Regions from separate parts of the Homo sapiens genome. Here region 2 is linked to region 1. A link is an interaction called in ENCODE POLR2A ChIA-PET data of the cell type or tissue named here. Cell type or tissue: Panc1. All regions are shown on one strand. Each heading gives the region's core, and the rest is flanking DNA. Links, peaks and the distances in the headings are about the cores only.

Evidence for each region. Peaks named below come from ENCODE experiments on the same cell type or tissue, not always from the same donor. Only the 100,000 strongest peaks of a DNase experiment are listed, where the experiment ranks them.
Region 2: POLR2A ChIA-PET joins it to region 1 with 14 read pairs; 6 of 35 experiments call an interaction of 5 or more read pairs at or near these places.

Annotation. Positions count from the first base shown.
Region 1 is chr16:24,903,682-24,914,678 of GRCh38, reverse strand. It overlaps SLC5A11 (solute carrier family 5 member 11), which reads right to left. Exons shown (of 17, transcript NM_001352248.3): 12 at 7,915-8,022; 13 at 7,504-7,654; 14 at 6,548-6,716; 15 at 5,583-5,798; 16 at 4,202-4,373; 17 at 3,053-3,351. The coding sequence ends at 3,146. Among named protein-coding and RNA genes, the nearest start is that of SLC5A11, 63 kb to the right of the region's middle. RefSeq lists an enhancer at 7,730-8,230. In Panc1, for the core only: a CTCF peak has its summit at 8,273 (motif pointing left); no DNase peak of the experiment used is centred there.
Region 2 is chr16:24,831,739-24,843,281 of GRCh38, reverse strand. No RefSeq gene overlaps it. Among named protein-coding and RNA genes, the nearest start is that of SLC5A11, 8.5 kb to the left of the region's middle. RefSeq lists an enhancer at 8,480-8,774. In Panc1, for the core only: a CTCF peak has its summit at 8,636; no DNase peak of the experiment used is centred there; H3K27ac peaks cover 849 bases.

The sequences.
Region 1 (10,997 bases), core at 2,998-10,997:
GGCTGGTCTTGAACTCCTGACCTCAGGTGATCCACTCACCTCAGCCCACTGAAGTGCTGGGATTACAGATGTGAGCCACTGCACCTGGCCTGAATTCAGTTTCTGTGCACATCTGTAAATTGTATTTGCACTGCACTGGTTTTTTAAATTGATAAAAGTTATGGTATACGACATGTTTTTGTATATGTATACATTGCAGAATGGTTAAATCTAGCTAATTAATATATCCATCACCTCCATTATCATTTATTTTTTGTGGCGAGAACATTTAAAATCTCTCAGCTGGCTGGGCACAGCAGCTCACACCTGTAATCTCAGCACTTTGAGAGGTTGAGGTGGGTGAATTGCTTGAAGCCGGCAGTTTGAGACCAGCCAGGGCAACATAGTAAGACCCCATCTACATAAAAAAATTAAAATTAGCCAGGTATGGTGGCCAAATGTCTGTAGTTCCAGCTACTCAAGAGGTTGAGGCAGGAGTTCGAGGGTCCAGTAAGTCATGATCATGCCAATGCACTCCAGCCTGGGTGACAAAGTGCAAGACCCTGTCTGTAAAAAAAAAAAAAAAAAAAAAAAAAAAAAAAAAGGCCAGATATGGGGGCTCACACCTGTAATCCCAGCACTTTGGGAGGCCAAGGCAGGTGGATCACATGAGCCCAGGAGTTGGAGACCAGCCTGGGCAATATGGCAAAATGCCTTCTCCACAAAATACAACAACAACCAACAAAAATTGCCAGGCATGGTGGTGCGTACTTGTAGTCCCAGCTACCCAGGAGGCTGAGGTGGGAGGATCACCTGAGCCTGGGAGTTTGAGAATGCATTGAGCCATGATCGCACCCTGTGTTCCAGCCTGGGCAACAGAGTGAGAGCCTGTCTCAAAAAAAAAAAAAAAAAAAAAAAAAAAAAGGAAGGCAAAGGATTGCAGAGTTCATCCTGAGTGGGAAGGTCTCTGAAGGATTCCAAGCAGAGGATTGGCTTGATCCGAGTTGCTCACCCTGCCAGTGGCTGGAGAATGGGAAGACTGGATGTGAGAAGGCAGTCAGGAGTCCGGGCAGAGATGGGGGTGGCCTGAGCTATCATAGTGACAGCTCAGTGCGTCCCTGCTGAAACACACTGTTGACCCCAGCCAGAGGCAACAGGGGTCTTGGTGTGAGGGGCAGGCTTGGACGGGGAGCTCAGGACTGTAGTGGAAGCCTCCCATGCCGCCCACTCCCCTTCTTTGGGCCTTGGAGGCAGAAGCTCAACCTCCCCGGTGAAGACTTCTCCTTGAGCCCACTTGCTCCAGAACCATTCCACGCTCCTGCCTGGAGCCATGTTAGCAGCCAGTTCCCCGCCCATACCCCTTCCCAGGAGGGCTGGGGGTGCCCTTTGTCCAACCTACTACTGCTATTTGGATTCCTGTAGAGAGCTGGGCCTATGAGCAGAGCTGAGGCTGGACCAATACATTATTTGCCTGTGCACCAGGCCAGTCCTAGCTGTTGGCATCAAGTAGGAACCAGAAAGACATCATCACTGGAGGATTAAGTGGGTGGGCAGCTCCTCAGCCCCAGGGGGTCCTGTTTACTTTCCTCTGGTCTGAAAATTGGGGTCCCTCGAGAGACTCCTCTGCTTTCCAGCTCTGTCAGGCCAGGAAGGGGTTCTAGTCCACCCCACCTTATCCCAGGCCTGGATGGTTCATGGCCCTGAGCTACTCCAGAGATGGTCTCAGGGCTCACTCCGTTGGCCCTGTCCTGCTCTTAGCTCTGCACGTGGCAAACGCAGCCCTGATGGGTCATTCCGTCAGACTCCAGTGGGCCCAAAGCTGGGAAGCTGAGGAGGCTGGCTCTACCCAGAACAGGAGGCCGCTGCTCTGCAGGTCAAAGCCTTACTGGCTTTTGGTGGGGAGGTTCATTGAGATGCACATCCACCTGGCTGCTTCTTTTTAGGGAAGCATCATCATGGGGAATTAAGCAAAGAAACACAGTCTAAGGCTGGGTGCGTGGCTCACACCTGTAATCCCAGCACTTTGGGAGGCCAAGGCAGGAGGATTGCTTGAGCCCAGGAGGTTAAAACCAGCTCAGGCAACATAGGAGAGACCCGCCCCCCATGTCTCTGCGAAGAAATTTTAAAAATTAGCCAGGCATGGTGGTGCATGTCTGTAGTCCCAGCTACTCAGGAGGCTGAGGTGGGAGGATCACATGAGCCCAGGAAGTCAAGACTGCAGTGAGATCTCAGGGTGCCACTACATTCCAGCCTGGGTGACAGAGTGAGAGAGACCCTGTCTCAAAAACAAGAGTCTAAGCCAGAACTTGAGAAGTGCACACAATTCCCTGATTTTCTTACAGCACAAGATTTCAGAGTACCAACTGGGGTCTATTTCCAAGAAATATCTAGGAGAAAGTATCACAGTGAGAAAACTCGGGGACCTTCACCCAAAGCCAGCCACAGTGGAAGGCAAGAGATAGAATGCAGGTCCCATTCTTTGCACTGTGAAGGTGAGCTGGGCAAGTTCAGATGCTAAATATCCAACCCCGGAGATGTGGCTGCTGTCAGCCTGGGAGGTCTTGTAAGTCCCTTTGCTTCTTTATCCCTTTGAATTTGGGTATTGATGTTGCACAATGGATAAGAAGAATGAATAACTAGTCTTTTGCAAAAGGAAGCTTTTACATGTCTCTCCTCTTTCCATCTTCTAACCTTCATTATTTTCAAGAAGAAAAGAGGCTGGGCATCGTGGCTCATGCCTGTAATCCTAGTACTTTGGGAGGCTGAGGTGGGGGGATCACTTGAGGCCAGGAGTTCAGGACCAGCCTGGGCAACATAGACCACATCTCTTTGAAAAAAGGAAAAATTAGCCAGGCATGGTAGTGTGTGCCTGTAGTCCTAGAAACTTGTGAGGCTGAGGAGGGAGGATCACTTGAGCCCAGGAGTTTGACGTTGCAGTGAGCTATGACCATGCCACTGCACTCCATCCTGGGTGGCAGAGCGAGACACTGTCTCAAAAAAAAAAAAAAGAAAAAAAGAAAAAAGAAAAGAGCTAAGTGTCATGTTGAAAATGGTCTATAAACACTTGGAAGCCTTGTGGTAAACAAAAGCTTTATTATTTTTTCTTTCATTAAAAAAATGGAGCACTGAAGAGAAACAGAGTTTGGACCCCTGGGTTCACCCCACACTAAGCAAAATAGCCCCAGATAAAGATGGCGCAGCTCACGCAGAAAATGAGGTTGACGTCCAGGAGGGTCTTCACCAAGGGGTTTTCTTCCAGGGAAACTATGATGGCTTCTGCTCTGGCCGGGAGCTCTTCCTTGCCCTTCTCCTGTATTCCACAGAGCCACAGGATGGCCTTCACCACTTTGGACTGCTTTGGGGTCATGTCACCTAGAAAGAACCCAGCAAAGGAAGACCGTAGAGGTGGTCTGTATCTCCCAGAGAGGTGAGACAGGGACACTCACCAGATGTGTTCAAGTGCTGGGATTACAGGCGTGAACCACCATCCACTATGCCCGACTGAAATCTCCCTTTTTTTTTTTTTTTTTTTTGAGAGAGTCTCACTCTGTCGTCCAGGCTGGAGTGCAGTGGCGTGATCTCGGCTCACTGCAACCTCCACCTCCCAGGTTCAAGCGATTCTCCTGCCTCAGCCTCCCAAGTAGCTGGGACTATAGGCATGCGCTACCATGCCCGGCTAATTTTTATATTTTTAGTAGAGACAGGATTTCACCATGTTGGCCAGGCTGGTCTTGAACTCCTGATTTCAAGTGATGCACCCACCTCGGCCTCCCAAAGTGCTGGGATTACAGGCCTGAGCCATGCTGACCGGCCAAAATCTCTCAATTTTTAAATGTTAACTCACATTTTGTTGAAACTGTAGGTGGGCTAAGCCAAAATATGTCTGCAAGCCGCCAGTTTAGAAGCACTAACTGAGAGAAGGCAAGTTGTGTTCCTGCCTACCCATGTGCAGAGAATAAGGATGAAATGAACCAACCGTGTCTCCGTAGGCACTCAACAAGTGTTTGTTTGCTGTTAGTGCCCGTAGGAAGCTTGTTGAAAGTTACTAAAAACTCCTTTCCCATGGCCGGAGCGTGGGGACAGATCAGACACTGGAGCCAGAGGATGCTAAAACTCCAAGTCTGCCCACTTTCCTGGCTTGTGATTTGATAGGAAAAAAAAAAAAATCAATCCCTTTAACACGTACTCCTTCTTGCTGTAACTGAGGAGAGAAGCTACTCACAGCTGTGGGTTTTAGACGTGTTTTCTTGAACCATCTCGAACTGGACGCTGCTGCTGCTGCTGGCCTCTGGCATCCCGTTCTGAGAGAGGGTAAGAGACAAGGGAGCTGCTGGTGGTGCTTGTTCCTTCTGGACCACGGGGTCGTGACGAGTAAACCAGGTCAGGTGGCTGACCTAAGGAGCAGGGATGAATGATGAGATTTGTGGTGGAGGTGGGGCCGGGGTTGTCCATCCTTTTCTCACACTCCCCACCCAACCCCACACTCAGCCTTTGTGTCTGAATCTGCTCCCAGCCCCACCCTCCCACCCCATCCTCCAACAAGCATCATGTTCCTGCACTCTTCAACATCAGCGCACAATTCCCCTGCTCATTCCCACGTCTTTCTCCGATAAACCCCATCCTCCTGTTGCTGGGATGTGATTATCCCTCATTCTAATCCCCAGAGCTTAACCCTCACCCTAGAGTATTGCAGGACCCCAGAACTGGTCATTTCAGCTCATCCGTTTCTCTGGCCACAGGGATTGAATTGGTTCACGGATGAGCATGTGTCCTGAGCTGACTCCATCAATGGAAATCTAGAAATTCTCTAGAAATTCTGGGACAGAAATATTAATGCTTATTTTTACTTTTTTTTTTTTTTTTTTTTTTTAAAGACAGGCTCTTGTTCTGTCACCCAGGTGGGAGTGCAGTGGCATGGTCATAGCTCACTGCAGCCTTAAACTCCTGGGCTGAAGCAATCCTCCTGCCTCAGCCTCCCTAGCAGCTGGGATTACAGGCATGAGCCATCACGCCCTGCTAATTTTTTCTTTTCCTTTTTTTTTTTTTTTTTTTTTTTGTGAGACAGGGTCTTGCTCTGTCACCAAGGCTGGAAGTGCAGTGGCATGGTCATAGCTCACTGCACCATCAAAACTCCTGGGCTCTGGCAATCCTCCCACCTCAGCCTCTCTAGTAACTGAGATTACAGGCATGAGCCATCACGCCCTGCTAATTTTTTCATTTTTTTAAGAGACGGGATCTCACTATATTGCCCAGGCTGGTCTCAAACTCCTGGCCTCAAGTGATCCTCCCATCTCAGCTTCCCGAAGTGCTGGGATTACAGGCATGAGCCACCGCACCCCAGCCTTATGTTTACTTAATGACAGTAAAAGAGGATGTATCTCTAGAAGATACTGGGCTCCATATGGGACCTAAGAATTGAAGCAGAAGTGCAGATGGATTCTGATGACCTTTTCAGAGTCCCAAATCATCCTGCCCCTGAACCTCAACCCTGGACTTTTCAGCTTTTTGGACAATCAGTCTCCTTCGCTTAAGTCAGTTTGAGTCAGTTTTCTGTCACTTCCAACAAAAAGTCTCAACGGATCTAGCCATCAGCCCAAATGTACCATCTCCTTGGAGGGTGGCTCTGTGAACCAGCTCACGGTGGAGACAGTGATGAGGGTGACCGTGGACAGGATCATGGAGAAGTAGAGGTAGTGAATGCTCTTCACCAGGACCGGGCGCTCATCTGGCTGGTCGCATCGAGGCTGCACGTAAATAAAGTCCAGGACCAGCCTAACCAAGCCCAGGAGCAGGCCCGAGATCAGGCCCCAGAAGGCACCCTGCAAAATCAGAGCAAGATCATCTTAGAGACGCCAAGGGCTCTGGCCTCCAGGAACCTCAAGAAGCCATCTCCAGGACTTGTCTTTCTTGTGGTGGTCACTGCAAGCACGGGTCAGCAATTTGAAAAGGTTCTGCAATACTTAACCATTTATCTTTTTATAATGAATTGATTACTAATAGTTTACTAACTCCCTCTTAATTTAGCTTCCCTGTTCAATAACAAAAAATGCATCAAGATACTTTTCATGAGAACCTCTCATTGCTTTTTTTTTTTTTTTTTTTTTGAGACAGTCTCACTCTGTCGCCCAGGCTGGAGTGCAGTGGCGTGGTCTCAGCTCACTGCAACCTCTGCCCCCCAGGTTCCAGTGATTCTCCTGCCTCAGCATCTGAGTAGCTGGGATTACAGGCGCCCACCACCACACCCGGCTAATTTTTGTATTTTGAGTAATGATGGGCTTTCACCATGTTGGCCAGGCTGGTCTCAAACTCCTGACCTCAAGTGATCCACCCACCTCGGCCTCCCAAAGTGCTGGGATTACAGGTGTGAGCCATCGCAGCAGCCCTCTCATTGCTTTTTTGCAAAGGTCAGATAAACACCCTCCCTGTATCTTCCACCAATGGAACTCACCCTCCCTCTCAACACCCAATTCCAGCCTGTGTCTCCCTCCAACACCCTCCCCTCCCATCCTATCCCAGTCCTCAAGGGGCAGCACTTGGTTCTGGCATAGTGGGAGCCATCCAGAGCTACCTTTTCATTGGTCCTCTTCCAGAAACATCCCATGATGAAGACCACCGCCACAGGCGGCTGCAGGTAGGAGCTGATGGACTGGATATAGATGAAGAGCTGGCCGCCCTGGCTGGCCTGGACCACAGGGATCCAGAGGATGGAGACCAGGACCAGCAGCAGCACAAACACCCTGGTGCCGGCGGCGAGAGGCACAAATTAGCATCATCTGAACATTTACTCCTCTTTCCCTCTCTCTGTCTCTTTTAATAGACAGGGTCTTGTTCTGTTGCCAAGGCCGGGGTGCAGTGGTGAGAGCATAGCTCACTGCAGCCTCCAACTCCTGGGCTCAAGTGATCCTCCTGCCTCAGCCTCCCGAATAGGTGGGATTACAGACACATGCCAACACTCCCAGCTTATTTTATTTTATTATTTTAATTTTTTTTTTTGAGACAGAGTCTCACTCTGTCACCCAGGCGGGAGTGCAGTGCGTCATCTTGGCTCACTGCAACCTCTGCCTCCTGGGTTCAAACGATTCTCCTGCCTCAGCCACCTGAGTAGCTGGGATTACAGGCACACGCCACCACAGCTAATTTTTGTATTTTTAGTAGAGATGAGGTTTCACCATGTTGGCCAGCCTGGTCTTGAACACCTGACCTCAAGTGATCCACCGCCTCGGCCTCCCAAAGTACTGTGATTACAGGTGTGAGCCACCTCGCCCAGCTGGGTTAAAATTATTTGCTTATTCTCCTCCTTCCCTGGCTCCATGAAGGCAAGAACTGAGCCCTTTCATGGTTATGTGCCCTGTGCCTGGTACACAGTAGGTGCTCGTTCAGCATCTCCTGAATGAATGAATGTCTTGCACATGGAGTCCTAATGCTCTTCAGCCTGGATAGGTTGCTGGCTGAACCTGGACTTTGCCTCTGGGTGGGCTCAGCTCTCTCTTCCCCCTGCCCCAGCCCCACCCAGTGGGGACTTACCTGCCCACAATCATGAGCTCCTTCTCAGATGCCCGAGGCCGGAGGTGATTCCAGAGGTCCATGGTGAAGATGGTGCTGGCACTGTTAAAGATGGAGGTGAGGGAGGACATGAGAGCCGCCACCATCACAGCCATCATCAGCCCACGGAGCCCTGGGGGCGGAAGGGAGGTCATGGGCCTCGGTCCTTTTCTGCCAAAGCAGCCGATCCCAGTGGGCTCAACTGGAGGAGGCAGAACCTCAGGGAGGACGGCGGGGCAGAGCTTCCTGCAGGACGTAGCCTTTCTTGGGGAGCCCAGAGTCTTCCTCCCCCACCAGCCCTCCTTTCTTGACCCTGCCTTGGATCAGAGCCCATCCGGTGATCTCCTTTCTGGGTGCTCCAGGGGACTTGATTCAGGAGTGAAGGGACATTACCTGTGGGCAGGAGTTCCAGCACGAGTTTGGGATACGCGATGTCCGAACAGCCTGAGGGGTTGCTGCAGATCTTCTGGCAGATCTCTGGATCTGCACAGGCCACTTGATCTACGAAGGAAACACAGGCCCAGAGGTGAGCAGTCAGGCCCCCAGAGCCCCAGGCCCAGGCAACATGGGGCCGGACACAGGCTTATCATATGGAAGTTTATAGCTCAATGAAATAAAAAAGAGTCTAGACTTTATAAGCTGTGACCTTGTTACTTACGCTTTCTGAGACGAGTTGCCCTATTTGTAAAACTAGGATAATAACACGACTTTATAGGAAGTGCTGGAAAAAATTCAGCTATTGTTATCGTAACCCAGATGAAGCTGGGACACCTAGTGGCCAATCTTACAATAATGTCTTTTTTTTTTTTTTTTTTGAGACGGAGCCTCTTGCTCTGTCGCCCAGGCTGGAGGGCAGTGGCACGATCTCAGCTCACTGCAACCTCTGCTTCCCAGGTTCAAGTGATTCTCCTGCCTCAGCCTCCCGAGAAGCTGGGATTACAGGCACCCACCACCATGCCCGGCTAATTTTTGTATTTTTAGTAGAGATGGGGTTTTGCCATGTTGGCCAGGCTGGTCTCGAACTCCTGACCTCAAGTGATCCGTCCATGATCATTAACTCACTGTTCAGTAACATCTGCTCACCTGTCCTGGTTAATGAATCATTTCCTATACGTAGATTCTCTTGTCAGAATGCTTCACACCCTCTGATGCCTGAAATAAGATGCCTCTAGCCCAGTTAAATCCAAACATAGCACAAAACCTTCTTCTTCCACAAACCCAACATTAACTGAAGGTTTACTATGACTCAGGAGCTGCAGTAAGCTTTGTACATACACCTCATTTAATTTTCACAACTCTATGGGGGAAGATACTGTTATTATCCCTATTTCAAAGACAGATAAACTGAGGCCCAGAGGTTAGTTTCTCCAGATTATATTGCTAGTAAGTATTATGGCCAGGAGGCAAACCCTTAGTTTATTTCAAAGCTCAGGTAGAGAAGATTGGCTCTGTAAATACTGCATTTCTAAACTCTGTGTGTGTGTGTGTGTGTGTGTGTGTGTGTGTGTGTGTGTGTGCGCGCGCGCGCGTGTTTTTGAGATGGGGTCTTGCTCTGTCGCCCAGGCTGGAGTTCAGTGGTGCCATCTTGGCTCACTGCAACCCTAGCCTCACAGGCTCCAGCCTCCCAAGTAGCTGGAATTACAGGCATGTACCATCACACCCAGCTAATTTCTTTTTCTTTAATTAATTTTTTTATTTTTATTTTTATTTTTTCTTGAGATGGAGTCTCACTCTGTCGCCCAGACTGGAGTGCGTGGCACAATCTCGGCTCACTGCAACTTCCTCTTCCAGGTTCAAGCGATTCTCCTGCCTAAGCCTCCTAGCCTGTAGCTGGTATTATAGGCGTGCCACCACACCCAGGTTTTTTTTTTTTTTTTTTTTTTTTTTTGTATTTTTAGTAGAGACGGGGTTCCATCATGTTGCCCAGGCTGGTCTTGACCTCCTGGCCTCAAGTGTTCCTCCCGCCTTGGCTTCCCAAAGTGCTGGGATTGTGTTTTGAGGGTTGTTTTGCTTCTCTCTTAATTTCCATATAGTTTATTTAAAAATATGTGCCATTTCTCATGGATGAAGCTGGAAACCATCATTCCCAGCAAACTAACACAGGAACAGAAAACCAAACACCACATGTTCTCACTCATAAGTGGGAGTTGAACAATAAGAACACATGGACACAAGGAGGGGAACATCACACACTGGGGCCTGTCGGGGGGTGGAGGGCAAGGGGAGGGAGAGCATTAGGACAAATACCTAATGCACGTGGAGCTTAAAACCTAGATGACAGGTTGATTGGTGCAGCAAACCACCATGGCACATGTATACCTATGTAACAAAGCTGCACGTTCTGCACATGTATCCCAGAACTTAAAGTTTAATGAAAAAATAAAAATATGTGCCATTTCTCAGATGGACTTAGCAGAAGAGGGTTTTTTTCCAGGCTCACAAGAACTCAGGATCAGAAAATACTTTTAGGCAGCTGTGGACTCCGTTGAAGATTTAGGAGGGAGCCAGTGGAGCCGTGGTGGAGAGAGAAGTGCAAATAGGGAGGCAGAGTGCTTGGCCCTGAAACTGGCCCTTTAGACCTGGGGTTCTCAACCTTCTAGTGGACTTGTTAAAAAAATAGGTGGCTGGCACAGACAGGAAAAAATGCTTAACATCACTAATCATCAAGGAAATGCAAATCAAAACCTCATGAGATATCATCTCACCCTAGTTAGAATGGGGATCATCAAAAAGACAAAACATAATAAATGCTGGTGAAGATGTGAAGAAGGGGAAACTCTTATACATTGTTGGTGGAGATGTAAATTACTACAGCTAGTATGGAAAACTATGGAGGTTCCTCAAAAAACTGAAAATAGAACTACCATATGATCCAGCAATTTTGCTACTGGGCATATATCCTGATATGGCTTGGCTCTGTGTCCCCACCCAAATCTCATCTCCAATTGTAATCTCCACATGTCAAGGGAGGGAACTGTAATCCCCCCATGTCGAGGGAGGGAGGTGATCGGATCATGGGGGTGGTTCCCCCTTGTGTACTCATGATAGTGAGTGAGTTCTCATGAGATCTGATGGTTTTATAAACGTCTGGCATTTTCTGAGCTTGGACTTCTCTCTCCTGCCACCATGTGAAGAAGGTCCTTGCTTCCCCTTCGCCTTCCACCATGACTGTAAGTTTCCTGAGGCCTCTCCAACCATGTGGAACTGTGAATCAATTAAACCTCTTTCCTTTATAAATTACCCAGTCTCAGGTAATATCTTCATAGCAGTGTGAAAATGGATTAATACATATCCAAAGCAATTGGAATCAATATAGCAAATGGATACCTGCACCCCATTTATTGCAACACTCTTCACAATAGCCAACATATGGAATCAACCTCAGTGTCTGTCAACAGATGAATGGGTAAAGAAAATGTGGTACATATACATACAGAGTGGACTACTATTTAGCCATAAAAAAGAATGAAATTCTT
Region 2 (11,543 bases), core at 1,258-9,257, 70 kb after region 1:
TTATTCAAAACTGTTTCTAAGTGGAAACAACACCAGTTCCATCGACAGGTGAGTGAAGAAACAAACTGCGGTGCATCCAACACCGTGAAAAACTTTCATCGAAAGGAATGAACTACCCAACCCACGCAACACCACGGATGAATCGAAGACTCTACGAAACATTATGCTGAGCAAAAGGAGCTGACCTGGGCTGGGTGCGGTGGTCACACCTGTGATCCCAGCACTTTGGGAGGCCGAGGTGGGTGGATCGCCTGAGGTCAGGAGTTCGAGACCAGCCTGGCCTATGTTGTAAAACGCTGTCTCTTCCAAAAATATAAAATTAAATTATCCTGCTGTGGTGGTGTGCGCCTGTGGTCCCAGTTACTCGTGAGGCTGAGACAGGAGAATTGCTTGAACCCAGGAGGTGGAGGCTGCAGTAAGCCAGGATCACGCCACTGGACTCCAGCCTGGGTGAGACAGAGCAAGACTCCATCTCAAAAAAAAAAAAAAAAAAAAAAAAAAAAAGCTGACATGAAAAGAGTACAGACCTTATGATTCAATTTATGTGAGGCTCAAGAACAGGAAAGATGGATTTGTGGTGACAGAAGTCAAAGAACAGGACCCAGTGAACAACTGGAAGAGGGTGGGAGTGTGCTCTCAGAGGTGATGGAAATTTCTATTATCTTGAATTGGGTGGTAATTATACGGTATATACAATTGGTAAAACCCCGTGAATTGAAGGATGAACACTTATGCTTTTTTTTTTTTTTTTGACCAAGTCTCACTCTATCACCCAGGATGGAGTGCAATGGCGCCATCTCAGCTCACTTAAACTTCTGTCTCCTGGGTTCAAGTGATTCTCCTGCCTCACCCTCCCAAAGTGCTGGGATTACAGGCATGAGCCACCGCGCCTGGCTGACTCATGCATTTTATTGTATGTAAATTATATCTTTAAAAATGAGAGCAGATGGCCGGGCACAGTGGCTTACCCCTGTAATCCTAGCACTTTGGGAGGCCGAGGTGGGCGGATCATGAGGTCAAGAGATCGAGACAATCCTGGCCAACATGGTGAAACCCTGTCTCTACTAAAAATACAAAAATTAGCCAGGCGTGGTGGGGTGCACCTGTAGTCCCAGCTACTCGGGAGGCTGAGGCAGGAGAATCGCTTGAACACAGGAGATGGAGGTTGCAGTGAGCCGAGATCATGCCATTGCACTGTAGCCTGGGTGACAGAGTGAGACTCCATCTCAAAAAAAAGAGCAAATATACAAACAGTGAATTCATACAGAGCAAATACACTGAGCAAATACAGTTATTGCGAGTCTGTCTCCCAGATTTTAGTTCCAGCCCATTGTCACCACGTAAGAACGTGGGTCTTATGTTGCCAGCATTCCTTTTGCAAGAGAAATCTAAGTCTGGGTTTTTTTTGTTTTTGTTTTTGTTTTTAATAGAAACTCTGATGACTTGTAAGGTTTGGTAAATTCAAAAGCAACAAAATAGCTAAAATGCGGGGTGTGTCAAATGATGCACGGGGCTCTGTTTGGAATCTGTATTCCTGGGTCGCATGTTCTCCTAGAGGGCTCAAGATGTGATTTCTTCCTAGATTTTCTGCAGACTTTTAATAACACACCTTTGCCTACCCACATCCCTAACAACTCAAATGTTGCTATTTGTTGCAAGAATTGAAAAGAGCAAATCCTCAAAACTGAAATAAGCTTTTCTAGGCAACATGCAAGCCTGGGAGAAAGAGTCCCTGTTAAGACAAGATACATTTGTTGACTTAGCAACAGTGAGCCCTTGGGCAAGTCTCAGTCTCTCTGAGCAATCAGTTTCCTCCCTAGCTCTCCCAAAATCCCCTAAGTTAACCATGAGCTGCCTACCTGGCATTTAGTTGACTCTGAGGATTTCAAGGCTTATTCTTGCTCTTTAGTGTGGCTTCAAAGAGGGAAAACTACAGTTTTTCTCTCTCTCTCTCCCTCTCTCTCTCTCTCTCTGGTTTTGTTTCTATCTCCCAAGAGTCACGGTTCTCACAAACCTGGCTTGCTTTTCATCCACAGTAGCTGCAGGAGACTGTGTGGGTTAAGAACCCAGAGATGGGGCTGGGCATGGTGTCTGACACCTGTAATCCCAGCATTGTGGGAGGCCGAGGTGGGCAGATCACTTGGGCCCACGAGTTTGAAACCAGCCTAGGCACCATGGTGAAACCCTGTCTCTACAAAAATTAGGAAAAAAAAAAAAAAAAAAAAACTGGGTGTGGTGGTGTGCACCTGTAGTCCCAGCTACGCAGGAGGCTGAGGAGGCAGGATCACTTGAACCCAGGAGGTCGAGGCTGCTCCTCCCCCTCCCCCTCCCCCTCCTCCCCTCCTCCTCCTCCTCTTTTCTCTTCTCCTTTTCCTTCTCCTTCTCCTTCTTCTTTTCTTGTTTGTTATTTTTTCCAGGCTGGAGTGCAGTGGCACAATCTCGGCTCACTGCAACCTCCGCCTCCTGGGTTCAAGCGATTCTCCTGCCTCAGCCTCCCAAGTAGCTGGGAGTGTAGGCACCTGCCATCATGCCCTGCTAATTTTTGTATTTTTAGTAGAGACAGGGTTTCACCATGTTGGCCAGGCTAGTCTCAAACTCCTGACCTCAGGTGATTTGCCCGCCTTGGCCTCCCAAAGTGCTGGGATAACAGGCATGAGCCACTGTGCCAGCCCACTTCTTAATACTAAGGTTTTTTTTTCTCTATTCATGAAAGTCCAGTGTAGTTTTCCAGAGACTAAGTGGCATGAGATGTAGTAACAGACTGAATATAGAAACAAATATGAGATTCCAGCTGTCTTCTCTTAAACTGGGCATTAAAAAGATTTGTAAAAACATAAAACGATGCCACTGTTTCCAATAAATCTTTTGGGAAAATATGGGATTTTTAAAAAATAAAAAATTATTTAACATGCAGTGGATTTATTATTCTTTAAAAAAGCAGTACGTGGGCCAGGCATGGTGGCTCACGCCTGTATCCCAGCACTTTGGGGGGCAGACCACCTGAGGTCAGGAGTTTAAGACCAGCCTGGCCAACATGGTGAAAACCCATCTCTACTAAAAATACAAAAATTAGCCAGGCGTGGTGGTGCGCACCTGTAATCCCAGCTACTTGGGAGGCTGAAAAATCACTTGAACCCAGGAGGTGGAGGTTGCGGTGAGCCAAGATCGTGCCACTGCACTCCAGCCTGGGCAACATTAGGAGACTCCATCTCAAAAAAAAAAAAAAAAAAAAAAAAAGCAGTACATATTTATAATTGTTTATTAATTTAAATGTCTGATATGATAAATATCTATAGCTATCATCCACATAACAAAAGGTCCTTGGAGTCCTTGGTGTTAAGAGGTCTGTGACCAGTTTTAGAACTTGTGCTCTATGGCCAACTTGTATGAGCCTGTGTACCTAGGAAAACTCTTGTAAACATTATGTCTAAACCGAAAGCCACATAATCGGTTAAAAGGTGTCTTCTGATGAAAATAGACCCTTACCGGAAAGCCTATTTATGGCAGTAGATTCTGTTGGGGTACAAGCTGTTTATATCTCAATAAACCTTGCCAGTTAGTGCATAGTACATAGTAGATTGTTAATGAATCAACAAGGTCTTTAAAAATTAATCATTAAACACTTTAACAGTAGGTCAACCATGGCAGAGAGGTTAAAATTTGGAGTGTGACTTCAAGACACTTGGAGATTACTGGAGTGGAACAAGATCCCGTGGAAGCCTGTTGACCAAAAACTTCCAGCAGCACAAATCTGGGTTATAGCAGGTGACTTTACTGATAACCCACTGTCATGGGCATTTGTGGCAAGTTCCAGCGCGGGGGCAGTTGCATGGCATGTAGGTAAGTACCTGGGCTCTGCCTTCAGTGTTTAGCTAAATCCTGGCTCTACTGACTTCGTGACTTATGGTAAGTATCCCCATTCACTGCCCTGTGTGTCAGTCTACCCATTTGTCAAATAATTAGGGCTGCTATAAGGATTAAATAAAATAATGCTCTGGGGTGGGAAATGGCCAGCAAAACCTGCCCTCCTCCCTTCCTGGGCACAAGGCTGATTGCACTGGGCAGCCCCGATTTGTGTCTAGCTGTGGCTAACTCTTGCCAGTGGAATGAAAGGGACTGTGATTCACACAATTTCTGCCTCCCGTGATTAAGAGGGAGCTCCCTGCCCTTGTCTTCCCCTCCTTTCTGACTTCTTTTTGGTCAGGATGGTGACTGAGTCCCCTTGCAGGCTGTGTGTAAGGAAAACAGTAGAGCTGCTAGCAGCCTGGGTTCCTGTTGGAACAGAGAAGCCACTGACTTGGAGCCTCCCCGTGGACCGAGACATGGAACAGAATGAATTTCCTTATTTTAGCCGTGTTATTGCTGAGTCACTTGTTACAACAGTGCAGGCTTTCACCCTAAAACATTCATGCACATTGTTTCCAAGTGTGGCTGCTCATGATAAGGGCTGGGTAAACTTTGCTATTAGGACCCTGCTGTCTTGCTCTAGAAGGATACAGCTACTCCAGTCTCAGCACAGGAAAGACACACAGAACACCTTTTTTTTTTTCTTAAGATAGGGTCTCATTCTGTAGCCCAGGCTGGAGTGCAGTGGCACAATCTTGGCTCACTGCAACCTCTGCCTCTTGGGTTAAGCAATTCTCCTGCCTCAGTCCCCTAAGTAGCTGGGATTACAGGTACACATCACCACACTGGCTAATATTTGTGTCTTTAGTAGAGCAGGGGTTTCACCATGTTGGTCAGGCTGGTCTCGAACTCCCGACCTCAAGTGATCTGCCCACCTCAGCCTCCCAAAGTGCTGGGATTACAGGCATGGACCACCACGCCCAGCCACACAGAACATATTCTGACTCTTTTGCAGCATTGCAGAGACACACGCTTTGTCTTTAGACTTCACGGCTCAGTAGGTGTGTGACGTGGGCAAGTTACTTCACCTCTGCAAATCTGCTTCATTATCCGCTAAACGAGGGAGAAATAACAACACCTCCTTCACAGAATAGTGGCGAGCCTTCAATGAGGTAACACCTGTAAACTGTTGAGCTTTCTTCCGTAAGTGCTAAATAACTGTGTGCTACTATTTTAATGACCATCTTCCGTATTCCTAGTAGGGAGCAGATCATAAATTGCCACCTGTTGAAGTTGTTCTGAATCCGGGGTTGGTCGCTGCATCTTGCAGGTGTTTTGCCCAGCAGGATGATCACCTGATAGTGAAAAGCATCTGGTTTTCAGTCCCAGGGCCTTCCTGTCCCCACATAGCCAAAGCCCACGGGGAGTTAGAATAAAACAGAGAAGGCAGATATGGGACCTGTTGGCTACACCTTAGGAAATGTCTGTTCTCATGGTGTCTGTTGATGTGGCTACAGCCTAGACCTTAATGCAAGCCTGGCTCTAAGAAGCAAATTGTCTTGATTGTTTTTTTTTTTGTTTTTTGTTTTTTTTGTTTCGTTTTTGAGACGGAGTCTTGCTCTGTTGCCCAGGATGGAGGGCAGTGGCGCGATCTCTGCTCATTGCAATCTCTGCCTCCCGGGTTCAAGCGATTCTCCTGCCTCAGCCTCCCGAGTAGCTGGAATTACAGGTGCCCCCTAACACGCCTGGGTAATTTTTGTATTTTTAGTAGAGATGGGGTTTCACCATGTTGGCCAGGCTGGTCCCAAACTTCTGGCCTCAGGTAATCCACCCACCTAGGCCTCCCAAAGTGCTGGGATTACAGGTGTGAGCCACCGCGCCCAGCCCTGATTGTTTCTGTTTGTTTGTTTTGAGACAGGATCTTGCTCTGTCACCCAGGCTGGAGTGCAGTGGCATGCTCACAGCTCACTGCAGTCTCGACCTCCTGGGCTCAAGCGATCCTCCTGCTTTAGCTTCCTGAGTAGCTGAGACTATAGGTGTGCGCCAACTCACTTGACTAGTTTTTTAATTTTTTTGTAGAGACAGGTTCTATGTTGCGTAGGCTGGTCTCAAGCTCCTGGGCTTAAACGATCCACCCGCCTCGGCCTCCCAAAGTGCTGGGATTACAGGCCTGAGCCACAATGCCCAACCTCAAATATTTCATGGGTTACATATTATATCATCGTCTCTAATGTCGTCTAAATTCTACAACTTTCATTATCATAATCACCCACATCCATAATAAATAGTAGAGGGGAGGCTTTAGTGACATTCCATTGACTAAAGCAAAGGCGAGCAAACCATTCTCTCCATCTGCCAGGCCGGATCTGGCCCACTGCTTGTTTTTATCAATAAAGTTTTATTGGAACACATCCATGTTCATTTGTTTACCTGTCATCTCTGGCTCTTTTTGTGCAACAATGGTAGAGCTGAATACCTGTGACAGAGACCACATGGCCTGCAAAGCCTAAAATATTTACTACCTGGCCCTTTACAGAAAATACTGCCCTTTGACCCATAGCGTCTCCCTGTGAGGTACCGTCTCCAGAGTCCAGGGAACTGGAAGGAAAAACCTTCAAACTCTCCCATTCCCATTCCCACTCAGAAGTTGCTAAAACCCTCCAGGAAGAAACGTGAATTCAAAGCAACTGTCTGCTAACAAAGGTAAATCCTTCTCTGGAGCCCTCCAGCTTGACTAACAGCCCATTTGCCATCAACCTGGTTATTATGAGAATTTCAATTAAATATAATCCTTCTTCTCTCTCTCTCTTTTTTTTTTTTTTTTTGAGACAGAATCTCACTCTGTTGCCCAGGCTGGAGTGCAGTGGCACCATCTCGGCTCACTGCAACCTCTGCCTCACGAGTTCAAGTGATTCTCATGCCTCAGCCTCCGAGTAGCTGGGATTACAGGTGCACACCACCAAGCCCAGCTAATAAATATAATTCTTCTATGTGTGTGTCTAAACTACTGAGAAAAAGCACAAACAGGACAGAATTGTGAACAAAGCACTCTCTTGAGGCTTTTCTCTGTTAGATACTTTCAAACGTAAAAAACAGGCCAGGCGCAGTGGCTCACGCCTGTAATCCCAGTCCTTTGGGAGGCCAAGGCGGATGGATCGCTTGAGGTCGGAAGTTCGAGACCAGCCTGATCAACATGGAGAAACCCCATTTCTACTAAAAATACAAAATTAACCATTGCACTCCAGCCTGGGCAACAAGAGTGAAACTCTGTCTCAAAAAAAAAAAAAAAATTCCAAAATAATTTTGCCAAGGGAAGAAGCCAGACACACAAAAAGTACATACTCTGATTCATTTACATACAAATGTAGAATCCGGGAACAAATTTCTTGTGATGGATATATGTTTGCCTGGGGATGGGAAAGGCAGGAGGGAGGGGTCACAGAGGGGAAGAAGGAAATTTCTCGGGGCGATGGTGATATGGTTTGGCTGTGTCCCCACCCAAATCTCATCTTGAATTGTAGCTCTCATAACTCCCATGTGCTGTGGGAGGGACCTGGTGGGAGATAATCGAATCACAGGGGCAGTTTCCTCCATACTGTTCTCGAGGTGGTGAATAAGTCTCACGAGATCTAATGATTTTATATGGTTCCCCCTTTCACTGTGTTCTCATTCTTTGCCGGCCGCCATGTAAGATGTCTCTGTGCTCTTCTGCCATGATTGTGAGGCCTCCCCAGCCATGTGGAACTGTGAGTCCATTAAACCTGTTTCCTTTATAAACTACCCAGTCTCGGGTATGTCTTTATCAGCAGTGTGCAAATGGACTAATACAGATGGGTATGTTCGTTCTCCTGTAATGGTTTCATCGGTTATGCCTGTGTCAAAACTCTTCAAATTGTACATGTATGTGTAGTTTATCATGTCATTTCTACCTCAACAAAGTTGTTTTAAGGAATCATAAAAGTCTTTATATAAATGGGTTCTTATGGAAAAACATGGACCAACATTACATGAAAGAAGCCGTGGTTGAAGTTGAGATGGAGGATTAGGGGCTGGAGGGAATTTCTTGGCTTCTGTGGGCTTCCATGAAATTGTGAATGCACTACAGATTATAACGGTGGTGTGGCAGTATTTGAGTGTCTTGGTTCCCCTTATAAGTACTTTTTTTTTTTTTTTTTGAAAGAGTCAGGGTCTTGCTCTGTTGCCCAGGCTGTAGTGCAGTGGCAAAATCATAGCTCACTGCAGCCTTGACCTCCCAGACTCAAGCCATCCTCCCACCTCATCCTCCCAAGTATCTTGGACTATAGGTGTGCACCACCACATCTGGCTAATTTTTGTAGTTTTTGTAGAGATGGGGATCTCACTCTGTTGCCCAGGCTGATCTCTAACTCCTGGACTCAAGCAATCCTCCTGCCTTGACCTCCGAAAGTGCTGGAATTACAGGTGTGAGCCACTGTGCCCAACTTCAAGTACATTCCTATATTTAAATGCGTATGTATTTCTTCATGGAGCTAAATATCGGCACTCTGTTTCTGCTATTCAGTGTTAAAATGTCTGGAATGTACTCCTGGATTCAGCCATTCCGCAGATATTTCTTAAGTGCAAATGTGTGCCAGGCAGTGTTCTAAGCTCTGGGGGTTAAACAGAAAGTGTGGCAGGTCTATCCTCACTCTTGGGTCTTCATTCTCACTCTCTAGGGGCTTCTTCTCCCAGCCTAAGATCACACTGCAGTGTTTCTCAAACTATGAACTAGAGCTACACACAAAGGCTTTTCTGACCTCTGTCTCCCTCTAGCTGCTGCACTGGCTTCCCTTCTTTCCCTCCACTGATCAGTTCCTGACAGTTTACACTTGCCACTCCCTGTGGGGCGCACCCGACCTCCTTGCAGGGTGGAGGCATTCACTGCCTGACTGCTGGGAGAGTGTGGCAGCCAGCTCCCAGCTGAGTCTCCCCAAAAGGAATTGTCCTTAGCCAGAGGAAGGACAATTCCCCTAAATCCACAGCCTAAATCCAGTGCTTGGTCAGTGGGGTGGTCCCTGTCCTTCCTTGGGTGCAGAGCATATTTGAGGGACATCCCAGCTGCACAGCTCCCTGAGAGGTTGGCTGAGGCCTCTGTTGCGACCTCACTGCAGCTCAACTTCTCCCTCTGCCCTGTCCTGCCTCCCTTCCTCCCTTATCAATGTACTCTGAGGATATTTTCCAATAAGCCACCTCCACTCAGATCTGCACCTCAGAATGTGATTCTTGGGAAATCCAATCTACACCACCACCTTCATCTCCATTATCCATTAACCCCTCACCCCACTGGGACCTGGCGTCTGCCTCTACCCCAAAAATGATCTCCACTGTCACAGAACCATGCATGGCTTTCCCCATAGATTTCTTGACAGGCAGCATTTCAGACCATGGCTTTCTCCTTCCCTGAAATTTCCCCTCTCCCCAGATCTGAGACTCCACTCTCTCATGTTGTCCATGCCCAACCCTCACCTCATCAATGCCTCTTTGAATCTTTGACTCTTCCTGCTCAGATCTCTAGTCTCCTTTCTTCTTCTCAAATTATGATATTTCCTGAGCCCTCATTCTACATGCTTACCCATTTCCATGCCTCAGCCATCACCTGTGATTTACAAACCCCAAATTGATATCTCTATTATTGGTTTCTTCCTTAAACATGCATCTATCCATCCATTTATCCATCCATCCATTTATCCATCCATCCGTCAATCCATGCATCCATCCAACCATCCAGCCATCTATCCATTCATCCATCCATCCATCCATGCATCCGTCCATCCATGCATCCGTCCATCCATCCATCCATCCATCCATCCATGCATCCATCCATCCATCCATCCATCCATCCATCCATCCATCCCTGCATCTGTCCATCCATCCATCCGTCCATCCATCTGTCCAACCATCCATCCATCCATCCGTCCATCTGTCCATCCGTCTGTTCATCTGTCTGTCCATCCATCCATTCATCCATGCATCCAACAAATATTTTCAGTGCTCTGAGCTAGGTGCTAAGGATACAGTGGTGAAAAAATATAGTGTCCTCACCACTTAAAAGCAGCTGTCAACTGGACAGCTCCACTGGGCTGTTTCCCAGGCTCCTTGATACATCATATTGCACACCCACCTGCCACTCCCTGCACCAGGAAACCCACTCTTATCCTCCAGGGTCCTCTCCCTTAGCTAGTAGTGGTTCACCAAGTCAGAAACGTGAGATTGTCCTAGACTCCTCTCCTTCACTCTCCACAGACCCTAGCATCCATCTCATTGGCTCTTCATGCATTTAGCTCTTCCTCGCATCTCTATGCTACAGCCCTGATTCCGGCTTTTATAAATTCTTGTCTCAACTTCCAAATTAGTTTCCCAGCTAGCCTCAAGGCCCAGACCCTTCCAGTTCCTGCTCCACACCCTCCTAGAGGGGTTGGTTAATGTTCGCTCTTCAAGCACGTCACCCACCTTGGATCCCTTTTCTACCCCTCCTGACTGTGCTCGGTGCTCCATGAAGCTGATTGCTGTGGGTTTCAGGTGATATCACCCGGCTCTCCTTGCTTCCTGGCATCCAGTTAGGTTTGACCGTTCAAGCAGGCTGGGCGTGGTGGCTCACGCCTGTAATCCCAGCCCTTTGGGAGGCTGAGGTGGGAGGATCACTTGAGCCTGGGAGGTTGAGGCTGCAGTGAGCTGAGATTGCACCACTGCACTCCAGCTTAGGTGACAGAGTGAGACCCTGTTTCAAAAAAAAAAAAAGACACCTCTTGATAGCCGTTTATATAGATCTATCTCATTGTCTTAGTGGCTAAACATTCCGGCTTCCGGATGAAGTATAGTTTATTTAACTGTTCCCTTCTTAGAACCAGCACTACTAGTTGTTCCCCAATATCCAGTCTCTCCTTCTTCCCCAATAGCAGAAGTGTCACATCTAAGCTGGGGACAAGACATTCAGAATAAAGACTATGAGTTGCAGCCTTCCTGCTCATGTGATTTTCTTCTGCCCAATGGCATGTGAGCATAGCTGGGGGTCATGCCCTTAGTGGGGAGGAGCATGCTCTCCCCATCCCTCTCTTTCTCCACTGGCTGGGATGTGACTGTGGAAGTGAGATATCTGTGCCTCTGCAGATGAAGACAGTGTTGCAATGATGGAAGGCGTCTTGGGTCCTTAAGTAGAGCGAGGATACCAGCCCTGGACTCCTTACAGCCAGACATTCCATGACAACAGGTTGGTCTAACTCCAAAGACCACATTAACCAATAACCAGTAGCAACTTCCGAGGGCAAAGAAAAGCACGTGAAAAGATCTCGTCCTCTGTTATGCTCCCTGACCTCGGACACTCACAACTTTGCCGTTTCTGCACGTTGCCTCAACTGTTATTTACCTAACAGCTTCTTTCAATTTAGCCCTCTTCTAAAATACAACAGAAATGTATTTATTTAAAGGAAAACTAGCTGGGCACGATAGCTCATGTCTAATCCCAGCACTTTGGGAGGCCAAGGTGGAAGGATCGCTTGAGCCCAGGAGTTCGAGAGCAGCCTGGGAAACATAGTGAGATCTCATTTCTACAGGGAAAAAAAAAAATTAGCTGGGCATGGTGGTGTGTGCCTGTGGTCCCAGCTACTCAGGAGGCTGAGGTGACAGGACCTCTTGAGCCCAGGAGGCCGAAGCTACAGTGAGCCATGATCATGCCACTGCAC